Linked DNA regions of Homo sapiens: region 1 is linked to region 2. A link is a contact called in ENCODE Hi-C data. All regions are on one chromosome and are shown on one strand. Each heading gives the region's core, a stretch centred on a gene start or an enhancer-like site at or near the end of the contact. The rest is flanking DNA. Distances are from core to core; before and after follow the strand shown.

Evidence for each region. A loop is a pair of places that touch in the nucleus more often than their neighbours do. Pooled maps may share reads with other maps.
Region 1: a loop to region 2 is called in a map with no recorded cell type, with 5 times the contacts of the local background. The contact joins the promoter of PANCR here to the enhancer-like site in region 2. A Hi-C loop is called at or near these places in 1 of 168 maps with a recorded cell type or tissue (HCT116), 13 of 37 single-sample maps with no recorded cell type and 4 of 50 pooled maps.

What each region holds. Positions count from the first base shown.
Region 1 is chr4:110,614,067-110,616,766 of GRCh38, forward strand. PANCR (PITX2 adjacent non-coding RNA) reads right to left here and starts at 1,392. Exons shown (of 2, transcript NR_147203.1): 1 at 1,241-1,392. RefSeq lists an enhancer at 1,995-2,653.
Region 2 is chr4:109,989,366-109,992,073 of GRCh38, forward strand. All of the region lies in intron 18 of EGF (epidermal growth factor), which reads left to right. Among named protein-coding and RNA genes, the nearest start is that of EGF, 78 kb to the left of the region's middle. RefSeq lists an enhancer at 1-556. Within about 2 kb of position 1,371, at least 4 of the 41 ENCODE cell types and tissues checked have a DNase peak (open chromatin) inside an H3K27ac peak, as active enhancers do.

The DNA.
Region 1 (2,700 bases), core at 142-2,641, 620 kb after region 2:
GAACCTGGGGAAGAAAAGCTATTTTTAAAAAAATTCCTTCTGAAAATCTGCTACCAGAAATTCCTCTCGTTTACTTCCAGACTTCTTCAGTCAACCACGTTTCTTGCTTCCCGGTGTGCTTAGATTAACTGCAGTTCCTCAGGGGGTTTATAAATCAATCAATAGGGAGTCTATATTCATAAAGGCCTCTGATCTAATTACACCCCCTCCTTTTTTCCCCCTCTCTAAAAAAGTTAAGTCGCGGAGCCAGGGACTCCCAGGGTAGCTCCGTCCACTAAGGGCGGCTGGAGGCTGGGGAGTCCCGGCGACGGCGGCGGGGGCATCCGTGGATTAGGATGTGGATTGCAGGACAGACCTTTGTTTGGTCACATTCGCGACAGGGATTGGGGGAAGGGTCGTCCTCCTTCGAGATCACGCTGGATTTTTATAGACTCGCCTTAAAAGGGCTCACTCTTCACAGGGTTAATTTATACGGCTTTCGAGGAATATTAGGACTTTTAAGACGCTGTTTATATTGTCCCATTAATTTTTTTGTTACACTCCTAACCCCCACCCCTACACCCCCCGGCTTCAGCATCTAATAGAAAGGGGGTGGGGGTGAGGGAAAAAGCAGGGCAAGGAGGCGAAGAGAATTTGCCTTCTAATCAAACTACTTACTCGGCCCAGGCTCTCCAACATGTTTTTAAAAATTAAATTTCTAACCAAGTCGTAAACACTAAAACTCAGATTTAGGAATTGGGAGGAAGGAGAGACAATCATGGGCTGTATACACCTTTTCCCAGGTCTCCACTAATCTGAAATCGGTATTAGCGGAATGAAGACTTTGGGGCCTTGGAAATTTTTAAAGAGGTTTACTTTTTTTTTTTTTTTTTAATAAAACAAAACCCGAGGATAGGCCAAAGATACCGAGAGAAGAAAAGGTGCCTGCTAGTAACAGGTGAGGGATGGAAGGGGGTGGCGGGGAGAAAGCCCCCAGACGGCGGATCGTCTGCGCGGGGTTCCTGCCCCAGGCCTGGCGAACCTCTGAGCGCTCAAGGAGCACGGCGGCAGTGCGCTGAGGCCAGTGAGGCCTGGGCGCCTCCGGGCCCAACCTCGAGCTCGCCATTTTTGAACCCAAGCGGGGAAGGTTGGTGCTCATGCTATAGATTATGTTAAAGGTTCCTTTAAGCACTTTAATACACAACTAGCTCAGAAATCATTAAGAGACCTAGAGAAGGAGAAAAAATACCCTCACACTCACCGGTAATAAGTGTTGACATGCAGCAAAAATCGGTTGAGTGGAACCGAGGTGGTGGTTGCAGCGACGGCTAGAGGGGGACCCGTGCAGGGGCGGGAGGGGCGAGGGGACTGACTGCACCGGCTCTGGGAGCTAGGTTTCTCTCGCTGGATGGGAAAAGGAGGTGCGGAAAGGGGCAGGCGGCCTGCGGGCTAGCGGGGATGAGAGTTGTGGGGAGAACGGAGGAGAGAGTAAAATTATTCCTTTTGGAAGTCCAAGGGAAGGGAGCTGAGGTGAGAGAAATGGCCTCTCTTAGGTCCCAAGTCTCCGCCCCCAGCCTGCACCACTCAAGTCGGGGAAGTGACAACTCTTCCTAAACCTCGACTTCCATTTTTTGTTTCCTGCAGATTGATTGATGTCCTCGCGTTGTTCTAGTTCAGCAACCAAACTAGGCCGAGGTACACCTCTTTTACCCAGAGCTCCCAAATCACTCACCAACCTGCAGGAGACCTAAATCCTCCGGGCAGGTCTCGTTAGCGCTTCCAGCCCCCATCCCCAAATCCCCTCTTCTAGCTCCTTCCTTCCCCTCCGCCCTTTGGCCCTCCCCGCCCCCTACCAGGCTGAGAGGCGGAGAGGCCGGGACCGCTGGGCCCTGCGGCTCCAGAAGCCAAAGTCCGCCCGTGGGGACCGTTTTCCTCTCCACTGCTCTCAAGTGAACAACATGGTGGGAGGTGACCCTCGTCCAAAGGGCTTTTATCTGCCCCCCACTGCTGCGTGATCCCTCCGCAAGTCGGAGGCAGAGCTTTAAAAAGAAAGAAAGTGTGCGTTGAGCACTGATCTTAAATCGGGGACATTATCTGCGATCTCTTTAAGTGGCAGCAGCAGTTTCTTGCAGAACAAAGACTCAGTGTTCGAGCTCCAAAAGCTTCTAGGTAAAGTTTCATTCAGATGAAAGCAACTAAGGCGAAAAAACAATGATATTGTCGGCTCCAGAAAATCGGCGGTTACTTTTTGCTCTAAGTTCCCCAGCGTGGTGTTTGTTCTCGCCCACTTTGGTTGTGCGGGGGGTTGACAAGCATAACAAAAGATCTCAGCACATCCCTCCCCCCACCTCCACAACGACCCTCCTAGCGCCATGAGGATGAATTCTCTGGGACTAAGTGGTATTTGTTTCTATTTGTTATGAAATCAAATTTCACATTTTTTTAAAGCTGAAAATCGCGGATAAAGAAGGATCGGGTGCTTAAAGTTCATTTAAACACTCACACCGAACTCATTCCCTGTTTAGATGTCAGAGGATGGCAGGGAGGGCCAGGGCTGTAATTCATCTTGATTTGCTTCATTGTCCTGCAGTTTGCAAACTATAATCCTGTATAATTTCAGGAACAAGCAGGTTTAGAATTAATGGGTCAATATTATTTAAAACAAAACACCGGGAGCATGACCTTTGCCTCAACTACATATTGCTCGACAAGACTCAGGAA
Region 2 (2,708 bases), core at 121-2,620:
CCTGAAGCCGTCTGAGGCACGGTGAAGTGATTATCTGAAGTTTTACAGCGCTTTAAAACTTCTCTTTCAGTATTTTCTTTCCCTCCTTCTGAAAACCTAAGAAACTGATAAGAAGCTCAAATGATACTGCTTTCTCCCACTTGCTAAGGTTAAAGATGAAATATCAATCATAACTATCAATCTTTTGAATCTGGTTGATTTAAATCAGACCTTTATTGGATTAGTTTTGTGGAATCCACAGACATCTGTAAACACTCTTTTAAGCACATATTTGGCTGTCAGTCAGGAAAATGTCACTGCTCTAATTAAGCAGGCCCATAGATAATTTAGACAAGCTGATTTCATATTTAATTTCCTTTGAAGAGAAAGGAAGGTATCTCTTCTTGGATGTTTAAACTCGTTAGGCTCTGGTTTCTCACACTGTTACTAACTCATCTCCTTCCAGTATCGAGCACGCAATGGGGTGTGCTCACCCTGCCTGCATGGTTGGCACGGAGTCCTCAAACTCCATGAAAGCAGTGGGCTTGCTCCTCTATTCTCTCTCCCCCAGCTCACTCTTACTCTCTCTCCCCGCCCCATATATATATGTAGTTATAATACTTCGAACCTTGTCTGGCACATAAAAAGTGCTATGTAAAATTTTATCCTTATTATTATTAAGAGTAGTTGAGTTTCTTGGTCAAGCATACTTCTTTGTCTTTGCTTTGGAAAAGCTCTCTCTTTCTCTCAAGGTGATAGTTTATTGAAATTATATCAGGAACTCATAAAAGAGTCAGTTTGGGCCATCTGGGATAGCAATTCAATGTGTTAAATATTTAATTGGCCCCTATTAAGAATAAGGCCACAGTACTGGAAACCCTGAGAAATATCAGGATGAGGAAGGTAGTCTTTGATTGCAAGGAAAACGTGACCTAAAAGAAATATAACTGTGATCAGTGATGAAGAAGAGTGCACATCATAAGAGAAGTAAAAACCACAATGAAAGTTCAGAACTGGGAGAAATATTTGTTTGAGGTATTGGGAAAGATTTCAGGGAGGAAGTGTCATTTTGGAAGGAGCATGGGGGATAAGTAATTTCATTTGCAGAAATGTGAAGGGATGGGAGGAGTCCAGGCATGAACAGATCACATGACTGCCATTAAGGGTAGAGAGTAGCCTAGTTGAGCACTAAGTTTAGGTTATATGAGGGGAAGAACAGAAACTAAGGCTGATAAGGTAGTGTATGCCATAACAAAATATCCTAGACTGGATGGCCTAAGCAACAGAAATATATCCTCTCATGGTTCTGGAGGCTCGAAGTCCTAGATCAAGGTGCTGGCTGATTTGGTTTTGGGTGAAGGATCTCTTCCTGGCTTGCAGATGGCCACCTGCTCACTGTGTTCTCATATGGCCTTCCCTCTTTGATGTGGAGAGAGAGAGAAAGGGAGACAGAGAGCAAGAGAACGCTCTAGTTTCTCTTCCTCTTTTGTTTTCTTCTTCCTCTTCTTTTAAGGACACCGATGCTATTGGATTAGGACCCCACCCTTATGACCCCATGTAACCTTACTTTCCTCTTGGTAGATGCTTTCTTCAAATACAGTCACTTTGGGAGTTAGGGCTCAACATATGAATTGGAGGGGCAGGGACACATTTCAGCCTGTAACAGATGGGTTGGGTTACCTCTGCGGAAGACTAAAATCTGAGGGTTAGTCACTGAGGTTTCACTTCTCCAGTGAAACTGGCTGAGGGTCAGACAGTCAGTGTTGTCCCAAAGTTTCTACTAACCACATTACAACTGTAAAATGAAACAGGTGAAATGAATTTTAGCAATAATATTTTATGTATTCAAATATATCCAAAATATTAACATTTTAATATCAGTGTAAAAATTATTGAGATATTTAATATTCTTTTTTATTTTGGTACTAAGTCTTCAAACTCTAATGTGTGTTTTATACTCACAGCACTTCTTAATATGAACTAGATGCATTTCAGGTACTCAATACTCTCAAATGGCGAAGGCTAGGAAGTTGGACAGCAAAGTTCTAGGCAACAGGGAGCCACTGGCAGCATTTGAGTAAAGTGGTGCAATGATGGGTTTATCATCGTTGTGCTGGAGGGAGAATAATGTGGCACTGGTGTTTAGGCATGGCGCGGAGGAAACATGGGATCCAGGAATGAGTAAGGCTGTTCTTGCAGTAATGTAAAATTGAGAGGAAGAGAGGCCCTAAATGTTAGGGTGGCAGTAGCTGAGAAAGAAAAAATGGTGGGTAGTTGGGAAAGAAAGGATGACTTTTCTGATATAGTTTATTCTTATATAAAAAGCAAAACTGTTGTATTTGATATAATATGTATGTCAATGACAGGATGTCTATACAAAAGAGTTAAGTATGAATCTTTAGGATCTGAACTTTTAAATGTTTGCCTAGAGGTTGTTTATTAATCTCCAACTTTGGGAAGTCTCCTTTCCTTCAAAGCAGGAAGAAAGCTTCCAGCCTCTCTCAGGAGCTTAGAACACCTGCATGGGGCTGGGTGTGGTGGCTCATGCCTGTAATCCCAACACTCTGGGAGGCCAAGGCAGGAGGATCACTTGAGGCCAGGAGTTTGAGACAGCCTGGGCAACATAGCGAAACACTGTTCTCCACAAAAAAAAAATTAAAAACAAACAAGCAAACAAGAACTAACCAATCATAGTGATGCAAGCCTGTGGTCCAAGCTACTTGGTGGGT